3 separate regions of the Homo sapiens genome follow, and all the other regions are linked to region 2. Evidence: chromatin loops called from intact Hi-C (ENCODE). Cell type or tissue: endothelial cell of umbilical vein. All regions are shown on one strand.

Evidence for each region. A loop is a pair of places that touch in the nucleus more often than their neighbours do. Peaks named below come from ENCODE experiments on the same cell type or tissue, not always from the same donor. Only the 100,000 strongest peaks of a DNase experiment are listed, where the experiment ranks them.
Region 1: a loop joins it to region 2, with 2.4 times the contacts of the local background. A loop is called at or near these places in 1 of 110 quality-filtered maps.
Region 3: a loop joins it to region 2, with 4 times the contacts of the local background. A loop is called at or near these places in 1 of 110 quality-filtered maps.

What each region holds. Positions count from the first base shown.
Region 1 is chr17:70,289,318-70,297,317 of GRCh38, reverse strand. No RefSeq gene overlaps it. Among named protein-coding and RNA genes, the nearest start is that of KCNJ2, 120 kb to the right of the region's middle. RefSeq lists an enhancer at 3,245-3,746. In endothelial cell of umbilical vein, no CTCF peak of the experiment used is centred here; a DNase peak (open chromatin) is centred at 3,537; H3K27ac peaks cover 428 bases.
Region 2 is chr17:69,566,227-69,574,226 of GRCh38, reverse strand. No RefSeq gene overlaps it. Among named protein-coding and RNA genes, the nearest start is that of LINC01483, 24 kb to the left of the region's middle. RefSeq lists an enhancer at 4,630-5,131. In endothelial cell of umbilical vein, a CTCF peak has its summit at 4,997 (motif pointing left); a DNase peak (open chromatin) is centred at 4,976; H3K4me3 peaks cover 439 bases; H3K27ac peaks cover 337 bases.
Region 3 is chr17:70,035,557-70,043,556 of GRCh38, reverse strand. The region is part of intron 1 of LOC105371881 (a long non-coding RNA gene); the gene reads left to right. LOC112267896 (a long non-coding RNA gene) reads left to right here and starts at 5,789. Exons shown (of 5, transcript XR_001752989.3): 1 at 5,789-5,875. LOC124904053 (a long non-coding RNA gene) reads right to left here and starts at 7,378. Exons shown (of 2, transcript XR_007065891.1): 1 at 7,292-7,378; 2 at 3,835-4,129. In endothelial cell of umbilical vein, no CTCF peak of the experiment used is centred here; DNase peaks (open chromatin) are centred at 1,836 and 3,016; H3K27ac peaks cover 2,649 bases.

The sequences.
Region 1 (8,000 bases), 720 kb before region 2:
TTAAATCCGAGCTCTTGAGCGAGAAGCTGAGCATTGATGCATCTGTATCTATATCTATCTGTGTATATGTATATATATACACACATGTGTGTGTATATATACACACACATGTGTGTGTATATATATATAAAACCTATATCTACAACTATATGTGAGCCTGATAGATAAGGTTGAAAAGTCTTGATATATATATATTTTTAAATAATTTATTGATATATAATGTACATATTTGGGGGTACTTGTGATATTTTGAGATGTGTATACAATATGATCAAATCAGGGTAATTAGGATATCCACCACCTCAAATATTTGTCATTTCTTTGTGTTGGGAATATTATAATTCTGCTTTTCTAGCTATTTTGAAATATATAGTAAATCATTGTTAAATATAATTTCCCAACTATACTCTCAAATACTAGAGCATATTCCTTCTCTCAACCTGTACATTTGTACCCATTAACTAACTTCGTTCCCCTCTCTCCTCCCTTCCCAAGCTTTGGTAACCACTATTTTACTCTCTGCCTCTTTTAAATCTGCCTTTTTGGCTCTCACATATGAGTGAGAACAAGCAATATTTGTCTTTCTGTGCCTGGGTTATTTCATTTAACATAATTATCTCTGGTTTCATCCATGTTGTTTCCTGTCACAGGATTTCCTGCTTTTTCATGGCTGAATAGTATTCCATTTTGTGTATAGGCCACATTTTCTTTATTCATTCATCAATTGATGGACAGGTAGTTTGGTTCCATATTTTGGCTCTTGTGAATAGGGCCACTATAAACATGAGTACGTGTGTCAACATCTCTTCAATATGCTGATTTCCTTTCTTTTGGATATATTCTTAACAGCAGGATTGCTGGATCATACACTCTTTTATAGATGGGAAGCTTGAGTCTAGGAGAGGTAAAATAATTTAAGCCAAGTCACTTAATTTGAGGCAAAGCTGCAAATGGGAGCCAGATCTCCTGACTCCTGGTAGGAAACTTTGATTTATGCCCTGCTTTCTCTCATGAACCAACTCTATCCTCCTTTTGAATGAGATGATTAAATTCTCCCCATTTCAGTGAACCTTTGAGACATCAAACCTATTTTAACGAAGATAACAGTATATGACATTCTTTAGTTATTGCAGTCTCCCTTCCCCAACGTGCCAGGCTATTTTTACCAAAGTACATTTGGGGTACGTGCAAAACCCCGAAATAAAGAACTACTAAAGTGGATCCTACTTTCAAAAGAAAAGCATAAAGGTGTAAATCTATGGAGAAAACTTTATTGGAAAAAAGTGTATCTTAGGTCATATAAAAGCAGCTCCAAAGTTACATGAGGAAGCAGAGAACCAGCTGAAACTTCTCCAAAATGCCACATGGCACAGCCCAAGCCAAAGCAACAAGGGTGTCCTTCATATGACACTTGAGTGGCTCTGATAAACTATAGCAGGTGGGAGCAATGTGAGCAGATGGAAATAGAGCCATGGGACTGAGTGGTTTTATATATGTATATATTTATTTATTTGTGATTGCTATGGACTATTAATATAGTTCTATGTTTGTTCTCATTAAGTACCTTGAGTGCAGAGCCCCATTGTTACCTCATTGTTTCCCAGTCATGAGAAGTAGGACATTCAGGACTTTACTTCTCTAAATCTCATTGTAAACTACCTGGCTTTCTTTTTCCTTTATCCCCTTTGATGCATTGTCTAATATATTTCAATTCCCAAGGATTCTTTCCCCTGTGAATTTTTTTTTTCTGTAGAGGTCATTGCTTAATCCCTCAAAAGTTTGCAATTTCTCAACATTATTTCCTCTTTGGCTCACAGTGGTAGATAATGTTTCTTTTAAGTTCTCCATTTACAAGAGAAACTGGAAATACTAAAATACCCTGTAGTGTGTTTTTCTTAAACTGAAGTAAACGTGCCCTCAGGGAGTAGGTATTGACTTGGTGTCTTTTTTATACATGTTGTCATTTCATAGACACTGGCTGAAAGTAAAGAACACCAATAAAGTCCTTATTTACCCTAATGAAGAGATGAAAGGGAATGAGTTATTGAAATGGCATAGGTAAAAGATTTCTATAATTTTTGGATCGGGAACTTTTTTTTTGCATTTAAGCATAATGTATCTGTGGGCTTTTTGGTATAAAATATAGCTTCAAGTAAAATATTGAAGACAATATCTAAACATTTGACCAATAAGTAGCCACAAGTTGCCTAACCATGTACAATAATCCCCTCTCCTCAACTAGAGGAAAAGGGTATAAGCTGAGAAAACCACTGATGTCTCAGCCTGTAGAAGTAAACACCTGCAATGTATTTAGGACTAGGGGCAGTAATTGGTGAAATATTCGAGTTCCAGATCCCTGCTGGGATGGATATTGAATCTAAATTTAGATAAATTAAAGAACAAGCTCGCAAAAGAGGGTATGATTTAGCAAGCTACTTCAGGTATTGTCAATATAATTAAAAGCCCATTTGCCAAACATTTGCTGTCAGAAAAAAAATGCCTACAGAAAACCGAGTATTTTCTTCTTTCAGTTGGAGATTTCCTATCTCTGGCCTTCATTGTCCCCATTGTTCATTCACTGTTTTTTAAAATACACAGTAGGAAAACTTTAGCTCTCTATCTGCTCATACATAAATTTATCTTGTGTTTATAATACTTTGAATATTGAGAGGATTTCAAGTTTCTTATGATCAGAAGCTCTGAAAAATAAATTTATTTATTCGTTATTGCTATTGACTATTAATAGAGGTAATTATTCCTAAAAAACCTTAAGAAATTACCTTAATCTTTCCTAAGCATGAGTTTCTTTTTCTTTTCTTTCTTCTTTTCTTTTTTTTTTAAGTTCCAGAGTACAAGTGCAGGAAGTACAGGTTTGTTACATAGGTAAACTTGTACCATGGTGGTTTGCTGTACCTATCAACCCATCATCTAGGTATTAAGCCCAGCATTCATTAGCTCTCTTCCCTAATGCTCTCCTTCCCTCCATCCTCTCCAGACAGGCCCCAGTGTGTGTTGTTCCCCTCTCTGTGTCCATGTATTCTCATTCAGCTCTCACTTACAGGTGAGAACATGTGGTGTTTGGTTTTCTGTTTCTGTGTTAGTTTGCTGAGGATAATGGCTTTCAGCTTCATCCATGTCCCTGCAAAGGACATCATCTCATTCCTTTTTTCTGGATGCATAGTATTCCATGGTGTATATGTACCACATTTTCTTTATCCAGTCTATCATTGATGGACATTTAGGTTGATTCCATGTCTGTGCTATTGTGAATACTGCTGCAATGAACATATGTGTGCATGTAACTTTATACTAAAATGATTTATATTCCTTTGGGTATATACCCAGTAATGGGATTGCTAGGTCAAAAGGTATTTCCGGTTCGTCAAAAGGTATTTCCGGTTCTAAATCTTTGAGGAATGGCACCCTGTCTTCCACAACAATTGAACTAATTTACATTCCCACCAACAGTGTAAAAGCATTCCAATTTCTCTGCAATCTTGTCAGCATCTGTCATTTCCTGACTTTTTAATAATCACCATTCTGACTGGGGTGAGATGATATCTCATTGCGGTTTTGGTTTGCATTTCTAAGCATGAATTTCTTGATCACTGTAAGTGATAGGAATACTTGTAGTACCCGAATCATATCATTGTTCTGAGAATTCACTTGAATCACTGATTTAGATGATTAATGACTGACATGTAGTAAGCACGCAGTTGATAATGTAATGATGATGACAACCAATTTTAGTTAAGTAATAAAATATATTACTAAATTACAGGTGGAATAAATTTATAGTACAAATATCTCTTCATTTCTAATTACTTTTAAAATAACACAATACGTCTGATTTCCCCTGATGTTAAAATTGACAATACTGAGATAAATATTAAAAGTTGAAGTATCATTTTGAATTTAATGTAAGAATATCAATCAATCAATTGAGATTGTTGATTGACTATAATCAATCAATAGGTATGTGAAGTACATTTATATCTGTCAACCCTGGATTTTGATACATAAGGCATGTGAAATTACAAGAAATTGATTTGAGCAAAACACACTCAATATAGCCTCCCTTTATAACCTTGGTCTAAATTACAGCACTTTGCAGTAGATTTAAGGCTCTTGAGTAGCTCCATTGGAAGAAGAGTGATTCGTTTCTTGACGTCACATTAGAAAGAAGTAATTAGCTATAGGCTACAGTACACGGTTCCTGACATTGTTCAATAAAACATATGTGTGATTTGAATACAATTATATTCACACAAATATTGTCCCACAATGTTGCATGACACAAAATTGGAAGCTATAGCCAACATAAGATATAAAAGATCAAAATTCCACTTACCGGATTGGAGCAGTGACATTTAAGAGAACAAATAAAAAGTGTAACATTCTAATTTTAAAATAGTCACTGAACAGATACAGGATAAGTCAAACTTCCCAAACAGAAATCCAGGGAACACCACAGTTATCCAAGATATTAATGAAGCACCACCCCTTCCCTCCACAACTATACAGTAAAATGTGGTCATTTGCCCTCCCTCCTAGGAAGATACTATAATGCCTCCATCTAAATAAATAAGTAAACATTAAGTAAATAAGTAAGTAGTTGAAATAAGCCAAAACACAAAGAGCAAACAAAAAGCAGATGTAAGAAGACTCTTCTAGTTTCCATCATCTGTTACTGACATCAGCATTTACACACATCCCATACCATTGCTATACTTAGAAACATTTTGGACCGTTTTCTATCTCACCTCACAATCCAGTGATTCACAAGAAGTTAGGAAGCAGTTTTCTTCTCTCAATCTCATCTGCCCAAACTTTAATTCTGGCTCCAATCCTCATTCCTTGGGGTTTCTCCTGATTTATTGTTCTCTTCTCTAGAATCTCATTGTTAACAGCCCTTTCTTCTAAAATGCACACTGAATCCTAGCATTTCCCTGCTTAGAATTCTTCTGTAAATATCTATAACCTAACACGTAAGTCCAAATGCTTTTGCCTGTCATTAAAAGCCTTTTTAACCTCTGCTCCAGCCACTTATACCCATGCTCAGTTGTGTTGAACTATTTACATATTTCCCCAAATATTCTGATCTTTTACAAGCCAATTCCCTTTGCATTCGTTAGTCTGCCTAGAATTACCCTCATTCCCTCTGTCTTACTTTGTCAGGCTTCAAATCTAATGTCAAAAACCAAATCTATATTAAAAAAAATGACATGTTCTATTCTTTGTCTTTCTCTGGCCATGTATATAAGTTTTGTAATTTTTTTTTTTTTTTTTTTTTTTTGAGACGGAGTCTCGCTCTGTCGCCCAGGCTGGAGGGCAGTGGCACAATCTCAGCTCACTGCAAGCTCCGCCTCCCAGGTTCACGCCATTCTCCTGCCTCAGCCTCCGGAGTAGATGGGACTACAGGCGCCTGCCACCACACCCAGCTAATTTTTTCACGCCCGGTTAATTTTTTTTTTTTTTTTTTTAGTAGAGACAGGGTTTCACCATTCACAGGATGGTCTTGATCTCCTGACCCTGTGATCCGCCTGCCTCGGCCTCCCAAAGTGCTGGGATTACAAGCATGAGCCACCGTGCTCGGCTATGTTTTGTAATTTAAATATTAGTTTATATGCCTTTTTCTAAGACAATGAAAGTTGTAGAGATTTATATCACAATGACATATCCTCAGCTGCTGTAGAATAACTGCCACATTGGAGGTATGTAATAAAGATTTGGAAAATTAATGCATTAATTGATGGGATGGGCATATCTGATAATTCAGATAAAAGGATTCTTCAAGTTGTATATTAAAATTAAGAGACTGTCATTGATTAGGTCATCTCTACACTGTAATTCTTTGGGGCAATTATATTTATTTGTTTTGAGCCAACAAAAGAAGACCCAGAATTTGGTGAAGAATTACATATGACTAGGCCCTCAATATGCTTTTCTCTTGGAATGTGATTATATTTTCTAAATTCTACAAGAATAAGCATGCATTTAACTCCCACATTGGAAAGCCCTGAACTAATTTTAAGAAAATCCTAGAAGAAGCTATAGTCATTAATTTTGGTATTGATGTTTCAGAGAGAAAAACTGATCAATGAGTCTGCATATGGTTACAAAACAACAGGCAGGTTTCCAAGACAGGAATGCAGATGGTCACAATTTCACCCACAACTTATTCCCATTCTTGATCAAACAATTGCCAGAGAAATACTATTTTTAATTGAACAAGTGATTCATGTCTCTAGAGTACAGAACATGAATTTCACATAGTACAAATATCCAGCTAGGAAAAGCTCAGAAAATACACGGGTTAGTGTCCTTATCGGCCCTGAGTGTCCTGGCTTTGGAAGAACATTACATTGAGTCAGCAGTTCTTAAGTACATTTCTGGAAAACTCTCTGAAAGACATATAAATTGATTTGCTGTTGGGAAATTTCCCTCTGCTGGGTTTTATAATTTTAATCTACTAAATGGCAATTCCCAAGAAATACAGCATCTCACCAAGGCAGTAAAACCATTGGATTGGTTGGTTTCCAAGGGTACTGAAGCTAAAGTAGACTCATTTTGAAATGACTCTTGCCTGGAATCATAGAAAATAATAAAGATGAGGAAGTCTCCAATAAATTGCATTTATCATAGCAGCTCATTCAGAAGTTGAGGCTCTTAGATTATAAATTTTCAAAGATCCCTGATATTTTATCATCACGAGCTTGAGCACCGTACTGTATATCTTGTTCTATGATGGGATGATATCAAGATTTTTTAAAAATAAATATTTTAGATAGGGTTCTCCTGTTGGGAAGCAGGGACACGAAGTTGAGCAATGAAGACAGAGAGAGAAACTCTGAGCTGAGCAATGAAGAACGAGAGACTGAACTGAGAAAAAATACAGTGCTACTCATCCAGAGCTGTATTTTCACCTATTTGAACTCTGCACAGCCACTGATCTTGGTGCAGAACTGTCTGAATCACACTCTGAAGGGAGAGTCACAAAAAATAACTGAAGAAACAATGTTCTGCCCAGGCCAATTGGGTAAATTACCTTTGTGCTTTTCCATGACTTGCTCTTGCCAGATGGAATACTTGGCCCTGAAGACAGTGGCATTAGAGCAGATTTTGGAGCAGTGGGGTTTTTAAAAATGATTTACTTTTTCCTTCCACAGACAGTTACTCTGCCACAGAAGGCTTCTCTGAAGGATGAGCCCAGAGTCTTTTCCATCATATTTTGCCATTGTAAAAGTCTATCTGCTGTAGTTTCTCTATTTGCTCTGTGTATCCAAGAGAATATGGAAGAAATTTTACACTGAAGATCAAATTTTGGCACTTCCCATGTATAAACTTGAGGACTTCAGAGATGGCTCTGTGACTCTGATGAGTTGAAATAGTTCCTTTCCTTCCACGCCTGTTCCTATTATGAAATTCTATCTTTTACAACTAATGTCAATAGGGAAAAACTCAACTAGAAAATAGTGAATATTTATAGTTGCCTTCTTTCCCTACACTTGCAAGCAACCTTTGATTGTGTTTGTATAAATGCTTAGTACTTTACTATTAACCTTCCCAAATAGACTAAGACCTAATTAGAAGTCCCCTATTAACACCAAAAGAGGAATTATGGTAAGAAAAATACTTCCGTTAAAACTCAGCCATGTTAGCAATGTATGCAAGGTAGCAGCTGCCCAATTTCTGCGAAGGAAAACCTGTCTTTGGAAAAGAATCTTAACTTTTCTTTTATAAATTATCATGCACTATAAATGCAAATCTCTAAAAATTCCCTAAGACATTGTGGATTTTTAGTTTCATTTTATAGATAAGTAAATTGAGAATTAGAGAAATAAAGCAACTTACCCAAAAGCACTCCAGTAGTTTGCAGGAAAGACAGTAGATTTATCACAGGGTTCTTTACTTGAGAGTTCTGCATTCTAGCATAGCATATCCTTTCCATATTAATCACATGTAGGATACAGGAGTAAATGTTATTTTGGTGGGCCAGA
Region 2 (8,000 bases):
TATAGTACACTCATATGATCACATATTTTGCAGTTATTAAAGAATGAGTATGCTTATTAAGAGTAATAAGAGCAAATATGTTTTCATTTTGGTAAATTTATATTTGTATTGGTTGTGTGTAGGAGAGAAAGACACACACACACACACACTTTGAGAGTCTAAACCCAAAAAATATAACCAGAGTTATTTCTGAATGCTAAGACTGTGTTTCATCTTTTTCTACTTGCTTATCTACATTTTCCCAATGAATATCTTTTATTTTAATAACAATTTCTTAGTTATGTTAAAAACCTGCAACCCGGAGCAGTACAAGATAGTTTTTGTTTTTGTTTAGTTTGGTTATTGTCATTGTTAATATTTTGTTTCTGGTTCTTATGTATGCTTTTTACTTGTTTGTTTGTTGTTTTAAAGGCAAGGTTATTAAGGTATGTTTAGCTCATGGACAAAAAGAGTTCTCCCAGCACATTTCCAGATTATCCTGCTTCGTATGCCTTTCCCTGCTGACCTGATGAAAGAGTTCTCAACTGCACTGGGGAAGAAAAATAACTTCAGGATGGAGAGTCAGAATAACCCAGATGAGGTTTACAGCCTGGGCAAGGGTGAAGGTTGTTGTGTGGACCCTTATGAACACAACTGAAGTTCCGGACTGGTTGGTAGTTAGCACACACCCTCCAGTTTCCATAATTGTACTTCCTTAGGCCACTGGTGTGAGATCCTTACTCTACCCCTTCTCCATGGGGTCATGAAGTTAATCCTGTTAAAACACATACACAAGATTAAATCATCTTTTCATTTTTCAGACAAGCACATAACACCACCCTGACACTGAGCAGATCATCTCCAGCTCCCTTCATATTATGCTACTGGAGACCAATCTTTATAACCAGAAGAGGAGGAGGAGGAGTTATTCTAACCTGTCGTTTTCTTCCTTTACATCACTTTTTCCTTTTAGGTCATATCCAAAAAAGGAAGGTAAATATATGTTTTAAATCATCTGCAGCAGTGTCTTAAATTATGTCATTTCTTAAAGGAGGAGGAAGAGGGAGTAGAGGAAGAAATAAGAAAGAAAACGGGAAAGAGAGGGAGGGACGTGGAGGAGAGGAGAGGGGAGGGAGGGGAGGGAAGAGGGGAGGAAGAAAGGGGACAGGAGGAGAAGGAAGGAAAGGAGAGGGGAGGGGAGGAGAAGGGAAGGGAAAAAAGGGGATAGGAGGGGAGGGGAGGGGAGACGAAGGGAGGGGAGGAAAAGAACATTAGTGATTATCTTTCTGGTTCCTTTTCTGCTGAAGCTTCACCTGTGAATTCTTTCTATGAGATCCACTACTGGGAAATTCTGGGAGCTCCAGGGAAGAGCTGCACAGCACATTTCTGGCTAAATAAATAAGGTTTTCTATCTTGATTTATTCATTCAGCGAGTACATGTCTCCATGTCAAAGGCTGACCTAAGAATCTTCCTTATAAAAATTCAGCAAGCATATCATTGCATTTTTTTTAATTAAAAGGATTGTGTGACAAGGGAAGCAGTATTCTACAGTTTATCAAGAATGAGTAGAGGAATCACTATACAAAGTATAATTTGTGCCTTTTTTCATATCTGACTATTCTATGTACTTTTTTTTTTTTTTTTTTGAGATGGAGTCTCACTCTGCCACCAGGCTGGAGTGCAGTGGCGCGATCTCAGCTCACTGCAAGCGATTGTCCTGCCTCAGCCTCCTGAGTAGCTGGGATTACAGGCATGCACCACCACACTCGGCTAATTTTTGTATTTTTAGTAAAGACAGCGTTTCACCATGTTAGCCAGGATGGTCTCAATCTCCTGACCTCGTGATCCACCCGCCTCGGCTTCCCAAAGTGCTGGGATTACAGGCATTGAGCCATCGCGTCAGCCTTTCTATGTACTTATTTTGTAGAATTCCTTCTCATCTGCTTAAATAACCATAAGTGATGAGAAATCTACCAAGTATAATATGACTTTTCATTTGCAAGTGTGTACCGCCCCAAGAAACATCATGGCGCCTTCTTCAAAGTACGCAGAGAGTACTCTTCAGATTGTAAGTCTGGCTCAAGAATAAAGAATGGAGAGATGTTCCTAGGCAAGTTGGAGGCTTCTAATCCCCACCCACACACTGCCACACCTTACCCCACATTCTGACACAGTCACCCAGACCCCTTGCTCTGTAGACAGACAAATTCACAGAAAGTCAGTATGTGCCTCAAGGCCCACCCTCAATAAGAACAAACGGGGTCCACTTAGAATTCTCCCCAAACCACAGCAATTTAATATCAAGGGCACCAAAGAGAAAAACAAGACAATTCCCATTTAGGACATAAATGAATACTACTGTTAAATATGATTTTTAAAGTCAACAGATAATTAAGAGGATATTTTAAGAACATTTGCCATTTAGATCTAACCTTTTGAAATTGGTGTCACAGTGGCCAAGTGCCAAGGGGCAGTCTCAGCAGCAGACTATTTACCAAGAGGGATCTTGCTCAGACTCTGTTTTACTCTGTGATGTTCACTGTATTACAGGAGTAAGTGAGGATCTGAGGATAGCTTTTTTTCATCTTGAGGGACCCCAAAGTTTCTATAAAAGAACGTGGGAAAATCCATAGGTACTAAAGGGAGTATCTTCTATCATTTCCATATTGTCAGTTGAAATAAGGAATAAGCATGTATATAGGTCAGCAGGCTTTTTCTTTGTAATTCTCTGCGGTCATCTCTCTTAGGGGCGTAACTACTGCTCTACAATAACAAAGAATTGGTGGATAATTAAGCTGCTTTACACAGAGAGGGTGTTTTTTGTTTTGTTTTCTTTTGTTTGTATGTTTGTATTTTTAATTTAAAAAGTGCATTCACAGCCAGGTGCGGTGGCTCATGTCTGTAATCCCAGCACTTTGGAAGGCCGAGGTGGGCGGATCACCTGAGGTCGGGAGATCGAGACTAGCCTGGCCAACATGATGAAATCCTGACTGTACTAAAAATACAAAAATTAGCTGGGTGTGGTGGCACATGCCTGTAATGCCAGCTACTCGGGAGGCTGAGGCATGAGGATCGCCTGAACCCGGGAAGTAAAGGTTGCAGCAAGCCGAGATCGCGCCACTGCACTCCAGCCTGGGTGACAGAGTGAGACTCTGTCTCAAAAATAATAATAATAAAATAATTAAAAGTGTATTCAGTGTGGTTTCTCAGTGCACATGGTGAGGACATGCTTCTGTAAGCCTGTTAAGTAAGAGTGCCTTCTCCAATTAAACATGCAAAGAAGGGTCTTTCCATTTCCATATTGAGAGAGAGCAAATAGAACAAATTCTATGCACTTAAATGATTATTTCAAGACTTAAAAACCTCGGGAACATTCTGATTCCAGACATCCATATAGCTCTTCACCATAGATGAGTCAACTCATTTCAACAATCACTTGCCCCCATAGACAAGGATGACACTCGATGATGTAGGAGATACACAAATAAGTGCTCATGAGTTTAAGGTATGTTGCCTTGGAGAGATTTTTCCAGGTGAGACTGATTTGGGTTTGAGACATGGGGGTAATACTTGCTTCCTCCATGATTACTAGAAAGTCTTTCCTCTCCTCCGTCCCCACACCCTGGTCTGATTAGTGCATGAGAAGACTCATGCGATCCTGCCTTGTGCTGGCCTAGTGGAACTTCTAACTCATTCCAAGATCTATTAGGTGACTTCAGGTGACTTTAGGAGTTACCAGGAAGAGGGGGAAAAATATGATGGTAGCCTACCTACACAGGTGTGGTTGAAAGTACCTGAGTCTGGGAGTCAGAAAAACGATAGGTTCAAATCCTAGCTTTTCCGTTTTATTTATATTAGGCAATCAGTCCTTTTGAACCTCAACTTCTCACCTATAAAAATGGAGAGAAATAAAACTGGTCTCTCACACTAGTTGTAAGAATTAAATGAAATTACATATAATCATTTAGTTACCAAGAAACAATACTGAGTAATACCACATGCCACTCATGTATGATAGTAATTTTATAACTGTTAATTCAATTCTTATCATATGTCAGCCACTGAGCTGGCATATATTATTTTACTTAATCTTTAAAGCAACCTATAGAATTAGCCTCATCTTACAAGTGAAGAAACTAAGACATCTAAAGGCGAAGAAATCTGCCCGAGCTTGTACAGTTTCACACCAAGAAAGCCTGACAATAAAATCCAGGTTCGACCAGTACCCTGGACTCTTCCCTGTGGAACAGTGCCTGATAATTGATAAGTGATTCATAAGTATTTACTGCTTCTGCAAGAGGGTCTGTTTCTTATTTTTAAAAGTTAAATCTAACTGATACTTTACCTATTGTTATTTGCCCCTGGAATACAGAGAAATCTTTATAGGAGAAGGAGGAAGAGGAATTTACAATCTGCTCCACTGGTAAGTATCATGAGCCACTGACAGGTTTTCGCCCTCCCTGGGTGCAAATCACAGTAGCCCTTCATAAGAAATACTTAGAAAGGGGCCGGGCACGTGGCTCAGGCCTGTAATCCCAGCACTTTGGGAGGCCGAGGCGGATGGATCACCTGAGGTCAGGAGTTCGAGAGCAGCCTGACCAACATGGTGAACCCTCCCCACGACTCTACTAAAAATACAAAAATTAGCTAGGCGTGATGGCGGGTGCCCGTAATCCCAGCTACTCCGGAGGCTGAGGCAGGCGAATCGCTTGAACCCGGGAGGCGGAGCTTGCAGTGAGCTGAGATCGCGCCACTGCACTCCAGCCTGGGTGAGGGAGCGAGACTCCATCTCAAAAAAAAAAAAAAAGAAGAAAAAGAAAAGAAATACTTAGAAAGTTGGTGTCTCATATATTATTCAGTTAGGAAGTATAGCGTCTCCCCTGCCGGCTTCACTGTATTGGTACTAGAAATGCCAGTGTTTGAAGACGGCTCAAACGCCAGGTACTTTAATTCGTTCTTTCGTTTGCCTTCGTAAGACACAGCGAAATGTTCCTGCGTCAGTGGATTCAGGGAATCCTGTGTGTTTTGCTGCCCCCTTGTGGCTATTTTAAATGTCTCTCAAGTGATTTATAACCTGGATTAAAATTTTCCAATTCAAACTCCTCACGGCGGAAGGTTAAGTATGCATTCTTGGTACCATTGCCTTTGATGTAAAACATGCACATACACTAGCACACTGAATTTTAATTTATCTCTGAATGATAGAGTTATGGCTAAATTCTCAACTGCACTTGAAAGAGATCTTTTAATTCAAACTTCCACAAGGTAGGATATTACTTGTCTCCAAAGTTTAATATTGGAGCTTGATCATTCACCATATTACCAACATAAATTGACCCCTGTATACAAAGGGACAGGAGGAAGATTGTAAACTTACCATTGTGTTACCTGCTTCCTAGAAAGATGTTAAACAATTTTAATACTTTAAATTGAGAGAGAAGAGAGAAGACCACACAAGACACAAGATACAGTCATTTTAAAAGGGTTTTTTCATCAATGCTGTGGAGATGCCAGAGATCGCAGCCACAGCTGAGAAGCGGATCAAGAAAGGAAAAAAATAAAACAGGAACCAAACTGATCAAAATATGCCTAACTTTTTAAGAGAAATATTTATTGGATAGTTTAAAATCAAGTTTGTTAATTTAAACATTTATCAACCCCTTCACTCCAGCTTTTCCGCGCTCATCAAAGAATTCCTACATAGGAGCCTTAACATTAAAGGGTTTTTTCCAAGAAATATGAAACAGATAAACTAATATTGTAAGGAACTACAATTATATACTATGAAACAATAATCAAACATTTGAAAAGAACTTTTTGCTGTTCCATTTTCTGTCAAAATTTACTCTCCTCCACTTCCACTTAAGTTAGTAAACTCTAAGTTTTGAAATAAATTGCCTTTGGATTAGCCAAAATGTTATAAAGTATAATTATTAAGGTGTTATATATTAACATACTTCATATATAACATATATGAAGTCTATATAATACCTCATATGCATTATATTATATAATAATATAATATATATCTTATATAGTATATATCATATATAATATAAACTTCCACAATGTAGAATATTTCTTTTCTCCGAAGTTTATTACTATATTATATATTGTTATATATTATATATAATAGCTCACATATAATACATTATATATGAAGTATATATTAATATATATCTATATATTTATGTCGTTATATATTATATATGAAGTATATAAATAATATATTCTATATGTAATATAGTTATATCATATATTATTTATATAACTAGTCTAATATATTAAATATTAAGCATATGTTAATATATTATGTTAAATAATATATATGATTATGATTATTAAATAGTATATTATATATTTAATACATTATAATATAGTATCACATAATATAAATTATTATATAAGGTATATGTGAAGTATATTATATATACCAAGTGTAATATACCTATATATTATATGTTAATTTATTAAGGTATAATTGTAAAACATTTAAGGAATGTAAGGTATATTTAATATGTAGTCAATGCATACAGAGACCTTGTTTTACTTTGTGGAAAAGTTGACACGGATGTTTGGGTATTAACAGGTTACAATCATTTAGTTACCTGGTCTGGATAGGAGATGGGGCACATTACTATAATTTGTAAATATTAGGGTACCCTTTATGAAAATTGCATTTCTTTTGATAGGAGTAAAGCAATAGATTTTATCCTTTAATTTTATTGGTTGCAAGGTTTCACTGCTATGGATCTTCTTGGGAAAATGTGCACACAATCATATACACGCAATTTTGCATTTAATTTTATGAGGCTCACAGCTCCTTAGAAGCCATCCGTGGGTCCTAGACACCCACGGCCACCTTGATCTGAATGCTATCCAGAGCTGTCCATTCAGCACCAGTGAGGCCGCTTGCATTGATGGAAAGAACACAGGTCCACCAGGCTGAGGGAAAGAGTAAAATTTCAGTTCCTATTATGTGGTGATGGGGATGTACAAAGCTGAGCACCTAAAGTGTCATTCTTGGGATGCCATATTCAAATTTCACTCAGGATTTTTTGATGTCAAAACAGTCTGATTTCCCTAGCCATAGGTCCATGAGAATACTGCCTATAGATTTTATTACATAGATATTATTACTGTCAACACTAATGGTACACCAACATAAATGTATCATTTAAAGAATGCACTACACCCTCAGTAAATTATTAAAATCAGGATATGTTACCAAAGGTAATTTTACAATTTGAAAGAGATGCAGTTTTCTGATGAAAAAAGATGGTTATTCCATTTCCTATGAGCTTGATAATTTCTTGCCTCAAAAGACATAATTCCTTTGGGGGTGAAGAGAAGAAATTTGCTGCATTAGCTGAATTGTTGGCGAAGGTTAGAATTATCATCTACCTGATATGAAGCAGATCATGACCATGGAAATACAATGGGAAGAACTGAAGCACAGCTTTTGTGCTGCTCATGTTCACAAATGAGACAGTTGCTTCTAAACCTTCTAGAAGCCATAGTATAAAATATGATTTCCCCTTTTGGATTTTTGCTAACTAATGAAGGATAATGCAGCACTCCACTGGGTTCACTTCTGTAAGGAAAATGAAAATTCATGTTACAGGCCCATGTGTATTATAAATCTTAAAATATTTCCATCTGCTTCTGAAGTTTCCATAAGAGAATGCCTGAAAGTCTTTTACAGATTAACAAGAGAGCACATGTAGAATTTCAGTGGAGGTTTGTCCCACCTCCCCCTGCCTGCCACCTCACACACACCTAGTAAATGTTTGGTATAATTTAGCTCTATTCACATGCAAAAGTTATTACACTTACATTTTCCATAACTTACTCTGACCACAAAACATTCATTCACTAACACCAGACTATCCAGAACACAGACGCTGTTTTCCTGTCTTCATCAGGACAGAATTGCCTTCACAGGTCTTCCAATCTGATGTTAGAAAATGTTGCCATCTCATGAATCACTGTAACTATTTAAAGGAGCTAAACCTAACTG
Region 3 (8,000 bases), 470 kb before region 2:
AAAAAAAAAAAAAAGATCCTAGTTATGGTGACCATGAACACTACTCACAGTTATAGCATAAAATTTTCAACACCAGATTCCTGAAATACTCATAAACTCAACATTTCCTTTCTATTATCTCTAGTTCCTCTACTTTGAGTTATGAAAGTGTCTTTTTAAAATGCTACCCATGCTTCTTCAGTAACACATTTAGGTTAAGAATATTAAGTCTGGTATATATGGAGAGACTGAGAAGGAGGTAGTGATGAGCAGGTGCAAGGGTAGGAGATGGTGTCAGGGAGGGAGTACAGGAGGAAACACATTAGTTAATACTTCAAAATATTATTCAGCTACACCATGGAATACAATTTAGCCACTAGCAATGGCATTGTAGATTGAAATGCAATGTAACTGAACTATCTTCAAAATATTAAAAATGAAATATTTATATTATAAAATAACGTGAACAGTATAGATCCATTTTATGATTCCAAAGTACCTTTATGCATAGAGGTATCCTAGAAATATATAAAAGTTGGTAACAATGATCATCTCTAGTTATTAATATATGGTTGTGCCTTCCAACTTCTTCTCTCTATTCCTGTATCTCTCTCTTCTATGACTATTCTATTTCTTAACTTTATATAATGAGCATGTTTTCCTTTGCAATAAAAACATCCTCAGTTTTCATTTTTTTCAAAGCTGTGGAGGGCAGAAGAGTGATAGGTAGTAGCTGGAAGGAGATGCAAGGTCAAAGGAGGGTTTGTTTGGAATTGCAGAAGTTTGTTCATGTTTATAACTGAAAGGAAGGAGCCAGTAGAGAAGGAAAGGCTGAAGATATGGAGAAAAAGGGGGTCATTGTTGGGGCAAGGTCTTAAAGAAAAACAGAGGGTATGCAATGTAGGATCAAGAGTACAACTGGAAGGATTGCTGTCATCCCAAAAAGAAACACTTCTTTCTTTAAGAGAGAGAGAAAAAAGATGTATTTGTATACCTAAATATTTATAGGAGAGCAGAAACAGGACTAGGGAGAGTATGAGGAAGCCATGCGAGAGTTCATCCTCCTGGGCATGAGGGTGGGCCTCTCTACAAAGGGCTTGAGACAAATAGCTTGCCAGAGCTTCTATGAGAATAGAAGAACTCATTGAAGACAAGCAAATCATTGCCCTAATTGCCCAATGATACTGAATGAGCAGTTGAAGTAGGGCCTATACTTTTTAAAGGCACCAAGCCACACATTTGTAAAATTTTCTCTGGCTGTGCTCAAAGATCTGAGTACAGGAGCAGAAATAGATTCAGGATCCAAATTTTCAGGGCAGAGTGATTCCAATAAATGGGGGGAAAGGGTTCGAGTTTGTCAGGAGGCTTCATAAATTTTGTAATAGCCAAATAATATATTTGAAGCCCTTGAAAAATGAAAAGCCAAGAGACAGCTCAAAATTATTTTTGTCTTCTGTTTCAATCACTGAGGTCACCTCTCTTTAGAATCATGAAAGTGAACAATAAATAACCAACTCCTTTTTCTAAACGATCTTCTCTGGGAAGCACAAAAGCAGATTCTTGCTTTTCAAAGAAAACAATCATCTTTTCTAGGAATTTTGGACCTCAGAGTAATCCATAAAATAGTTATTGCAATACATTGGCTTCTTATTATTCTTAGGATTCCTTCTCTCAGCATCAAAGGAAGAAACCTCCAGATCAGGTTATGACCTTCCTAATCAGAAAGAACAATGTCTTCCTTTGCAGTAGATGCTTATAAGTCTTCCACCACACTTTCCTGTGGCCTATTGTAATTTTCACATATCATAATCTCTCCGTAATCCTGCCTTTCTAATAGGGGTTTCAGTTTTATCTTCTCAGAGAGAACAACACAATCTAAGAGCTATCTAATTCTTTAGCTTTTGCATTTTTCCCTTCTTAGTATTGGAGCCATTCCAGAAAACAGCTCTAGTCAAAAGGACTATTTACGTCTATCGTCGGACATTATTATTGAGGAAAAACAACTGCACGCAGATGTTGCAGTACTTTTCACGGGCATAGAAATGATCATGATGAAAAAGCGCTGTTTCAAAGATATGAACGGACGTGAAGAAACCCATAAACCCAGGTTTAAATTCAGGAGCAGGCTTTACTTTCTCTTATTCATAGTAAGCCCTGTTGAAAAATTGGAAACAATACTTTACATCACTTATTATTTACACAATTCTTTCCCCAAGTATTCAATGATTTTCTACTGCCTGTCTCTATCAATCAAACTTTAGTCTGCATGCAGAATGTGGGTGATTCACTGGCCCCTGCTTTTAACCTCTCAGGCTATTTTTCAAACCCTTGGAACCAGCTAAGCAGCTTTGCTCATGATTCCTCAAACAGGTCTCAAGTAATACTGCTCAACACCTTTGCTCTTTCTGATGGCTCTCCCTACCCACTCTCCACTTACCCTCTTAGTCAATGCAAGACCACCTTCTCTAGGGACCTCTGCAATTCGCCATCTTCTGTGGTCACTGGTTTCTCTGCACAATTTGAACATAGAACCCTCTGGGACCCTTGTAAAAATACACATTCCCAAATGGTGGTTACCAGAGGCTCGCGCTGATAAGATGGATAGAGAGGTGCTAGTCAAAGGCTACAGCATTTCAATTAGGAGGAATAAGTTCAAGACATGTATTGTACAACATGGTGCCTATAGTAAATAACAATACGTTGTATTCTTGAAAATTGCTTAGAGTACATTTTAAGTGTTCTCAAACCCCCCAAAATGACATGTGAAGTGATGCATATGTTAATTAGCTCAATTGAGTCATTCCACAATGTATTTCAAAAAACTTGTTGGTCATGATAAATATATGCAACTTTTACCTCTCTAGTAGAATAGACAAATAAAATGAATTAAAAAAAAATGAAACAACCTAGTAACCATATATTAAAAAAAAATTCCCAGAATCTCATGACTGACACATCTGTCTATAGTCCAGAGTGCTTCCTCAACTTCAATGTGCTTATGAATCATACAGGAAAATTACTAAATATGCGATTCTGATTCACTAGGTCTTTGACGGGTCTGGCAATCCAACACTTCTAACAAGTTTCCAGGCAATGCCAATGCTGTTGGTCCTCAGTTCACACTGAATAGCAAGGGGATAGTGTAAGACTAGGGAAGTTGTATTATTATTTCTTTTCCAAACAATTTTGATGCAACCAGCCTAGGAACAGTTAATCAATATGCATTTAGGAACTACCACTCCCTACTCTTCTGGCTGTCAGCATGTGCTCCCCTGCTCTATTGCAGTAATTTATCTATGTATATGTTTGACTTGTATCCTCCGCTGTCCTGCAAATTGGTGAAAAGTTCAAGGATATTTGATATCCCTTTGGACTTCTCCATTGAGCAGAATGTCCATAGAGTCAATGGCCAATTAATATATGTTAAAAGAAAATGAATGATAAATTATCGGATAGAAAGTGACTTCAGGCCATGCTCCGTGGCTCATGCCTGAAATCCCAGCACTTTGGGAGGCCGAGGTGAGCGGATCGCCTGAGGTCAGGAGTTTGAGACCCGCTTGAGGTCAGGAGTTTGAGACTAGCCTGACCAACATGGTGAAACCCCGTCTCTACTGAAAATACAAAAATTAGCCAGGTGTGGTGGCGGGTGCCTGTAATCCCAGCTACTCAGGAGGCTGAGGCAGGAGAATTGCTTGAACCGGGGAGGCGGAGGTTGCAGTGAGCTGAGATCGTGCCACTGCACTCCAGTCTGGACAACAGAGCAAGAATCTGTCTGGGGAAAAAAAAAAAAAAAGAAGAAGAAGGACAGTGACTTCAAAGAGGCTGCTATAATAAATGCAGAGTGAAAATGAGAAATGATTTTAAATTTGAGATTTTATTTGAATTTTAACATAGGCTGCTTCCATTAAGTATGAAAGGATGTCCACAGAGTCAATGGCTAATTGAAAGGATACATATTAAAATCCATGGTTCGGCCTCTAGGGTGACACTTCCCAATGTTTCCTGCCATATTTATTATTAATCTGGTCTTGGATCTGTCTTAATTACAAGGTGTCTTGTTTTCTTCTTCTCACACCTGATTTCAGGATGCTGAGGTCAAACGCTCTGCTTTTCAAGTTCCCTGCATTACACTGTACCTTGTTTTGAACACCTGAAATGCATAAAATCTAGGGTTAACATGGATTTTATGTTGTCCTCTGGGGCAGGAAAATATAAAACCTGAGCTCCAGGAATTGCATATTTCCTGTTTTTATTGGTCATAAAGCTTTCATAGTGGGGCAGGTGGCACAAACAGAGACAAAATCGACTAAATCCTAGCAAGTCTCTTTCCCAGATGAGGGCTAGCCTCTCCCTCCATACAAAACCTTATTAAGACACCTGCACAGAAAACCTACTGCAGTACTCAAGCCCATTTTAAGCATGCAATTCAATGGCTTTTAGTAAAGTACCTAGTGGTGGTACATCTGTCTCACTATAATCCAGATTTATAATGTTTCAATCATCACAATAAGATCCCTCAGGCCCCTTCATAGTTAATGCCTGTTTCCACCTCAATTCCAGGTAACCACTAATCTATTTTCTGTCTCTATAGATTTGTATTCTCAGGACTTTGCACACAAGTGGAATCATACTATTACATGATATTTTGTACCTGGCTTATTTCACTTAGCATAATGCATTCAAGGTTCACCCACGTAATAGCCCGAAACAGTGCTTTATCTTATTATTGCTGAATAGTATTTCATTGTATGAAAATACCACATTTTATTTCTCCCTTCACTAATTAATGGAGATTTGAGTTGGCTCCACTTTTTGTCTATTATGAATAATGCTGCTATGAACATGCATGTATATGTTTTGGTGTGGACATATGTTTTCATTTCTTGGGTAGAATTTCATTTCTGGGTTATATGATAAATTTGTTTCACTGATTAAGAAACTGCCAAAGTGTTTTCCAAAATGGCTATACCATTTTACATTTCTCTTAGCAGTGCGTGAGGCTTCTGTTTCTCTGCATCCTCAACAACTGTTATTGTCTACTTTTTTGTTATCACCATCCTTGTGGATGTGAGATAGAACCTCATTGTGGCTTAAACTTGCATTTCCCTAATGACTAAGATATTGGGCAATTTTTTTTATGTGCTTACTGATCATTCGTATATCTTCTTTGCTGAAAAGTTTCAATAGTTACTTTCTTTTTAATGTAAAAGTGTCATAATGGTTCTTATTTCAACTGATTTCATTTATATGTGGATGACAACGTAAAACGTGCAAAGACCAACCATTCTCCAAATAGAAAAGGGCTGAATAGGCTGGGCACTGTGGCTTATGCCTGTATTCCCATCACTTTCGGAGGCCGAGGTGGGTGGATCAGCTGAGGTCAGGAGTTCAAGACCAGCCTGACCAACATGGTGAAACTCTGTCTCTACTAAAAGTACAAAAAACTAGCTGGCCGTGGTAGTGCATGCCTGTAATCCCAGCTACTAGGGAGGCTGAGACAGGAGAATCACTTGAACCGGGGAGGTGGAGGTTGCAGTGAGCCGAGATTGCACCATTGCACCCTAGCCTGGGTGACAAGAGCAAAATTCTGTCTCAAAAAAAAAAAAAAGGCTGAATAATATTAGTAGTAGATATAACAATAAATACATTTTAGGAAATGTATGCTTCATGTTATAGTATGCAATAAAAATGTTTTATTAACACAAAAGTTTTCCATTAATTAACTTGAATTTCAATTGACACAGTTCAGTTTTTTTTTCTTTTTCTTAACTCTCTTTGCCACTCCTCAGTCCTACCCACTATAAACCTAAATACCATGGTAAGCTATTACAGCATTGGGAACAGATGGTGAAGTTTTCCATAAAAGAGAAAGGGAAACAGACCTGTCTGAAGCAAGGTAAGTAAACACAGAGCACATGAATGGTGAGAACGAAAATAGAGTGTTAAGTATAAATTAAAAATAGAAAGCATGATTACTCAACTTGCTTTGGGAAAAAAATCTTTTTAGAAAATGGCTAATAGAAAGTGTGCGTAAATCAAAAAATGTTTAAAAGTCTTTGGAACATGGCCATACAACATTATTGGGGACAATAAGTAAAACATTCAGCAACAGTAAAACAGAGTAGAAGAAATTATCTAGATAATTTAGTAACAATTCACACTTTTATAAGGGAATGCTTTTTGTCTTATTTTGTCTTTATGACAATAAAAAAAGCTGTTGACATAAGTCAAACAAGAGGATAATTATTATTCTCTTTTCCAGTTCTATTTTATGTATAGTCACAAATAGTAAAAGGAAGCCAGACTTTCTTCTTCTTCTTTGAGTTTCTTCTATTAATAAAAAGAGAAAATACGGAGTAATCACTATTGTTACCTACAATACAGGTTATTGCCTTGAACTGAGCCAGAAGACTCTTAGTTTGCTTGTTGCTGTTGTTATTGTTGTGGCTTTTGTTCTTTATTTGTTTCTCTGATTTAATATCCATATTTTGGAAAAAATACATAAGGCTTACTTTAATTTCCATATCCTCTTCACAAAATAGAACAGAAAGTGTAAAGTCTTCTCTTTGTGATGGAAGAATGTTTTTTCAATCTTTGAATTCATGTGTTGTCTTTGGAAAGAACTTCTGTTACTCTTCTAATCACCAATTTAGATAATCACAGGCTTTGTGGAGTGACTATATATACATGTCATGTGTGAACAGCATTAAATGATGGTTATTACTAATAACACCTTACCTTTGTGGGGTTTCCAATGTATAATACTTTAATATACATTGCCTCACATAATAATATATACCTCACAGTATAATTAGGGGAGTTATTATACCCACTTACAGATTTAATAATTGAGACTCACAGAACTTAACTAGCCAAAGAAATACAACCAGTAAGCAAGGATGCCCAGCCTTAAACTTGGCTTCATCTGGTTCCAAATGCTGCACACTTTCAAGATATAACTTTCAGTTCACAGCTAGAAGAGTTCTTCAGAAGAGGCATTAGAATAATAAATCAATATTAATTACTTATTTTAATAATTTACATTTGCATAAATAAGTTATTACATTTCTAAGAGGTACACATAGAGAAACATTTCTTATAGATGTTTCTTTTCATTAAAATCTTAGCGGTGAACAGAATATTTTGAAGCAAAAAATCTAGAAAGACAGAATAAGAGTTAATATTTGTATCTCCCAAGAACCAACCTGCCTTGCTCCAATTCCTTTGTTTATATCAGTATTTTATTTCTCTCTGGGAACATGCAAATGAAAAGTGACTACAAGCATACAGGAAATGCAGATGAATAGCTTACCCGTGAAACCCAGACACGGTGTATAGGCCTTGAAATTCCACCATTTGGCTTATTTAGTTTTGTCTTATTGGAGGCAGTGTTCTCAATTCCATTCTTGGCCACACCACTTTTATCTATGAGTGAGACCCACATGAACAGAGAGACCACAAAACAAGGTAAATTTCTTGGGCAGAAGCCGCCTTCACCATACTCTAGTAGGACCAGTTCTAGCTAATTACTTTAGAATTCTTCCCCCTGGCAGCAGACAAGGGAAGTGAGGAAGGACTGGATACAACTGGAAAATAGTCTGGCTGGCTTTAGGATACGAGTCCAAGGTCAACCTTTCATATACCCTTTGGGGTAAAGCCCACCCACTCAATTTTCAGGTGAGATGATGAAGGGTCCACTTCATCCCTTGAGCCATGGAGATGGTGGTAGTGTGGCAGAACAGGAGGAGCTCAAACAGCCTTAAGCTTATGAACCTCATGACTCCTTACTTAACCTCAGCCTTGCCTTAGAAGGTAGTTGTAGCCGGGCGCAGTGGCTCATGCCTGTAATCCCAGCACTTTGGGAGGCCGAGGTGGGCGGATCACAAGGTCAGGAGATGGAGACCATCCTGGCTAACACGGTGAAACCCCGTCTCTACTAAAAATACAAAAAATTAGCCGGGCGTGGTGGCGGGCGCCTGTAGTCCCAGCTGCTGGGGAGGCTGAGGCAGGAGAGTGGCGTG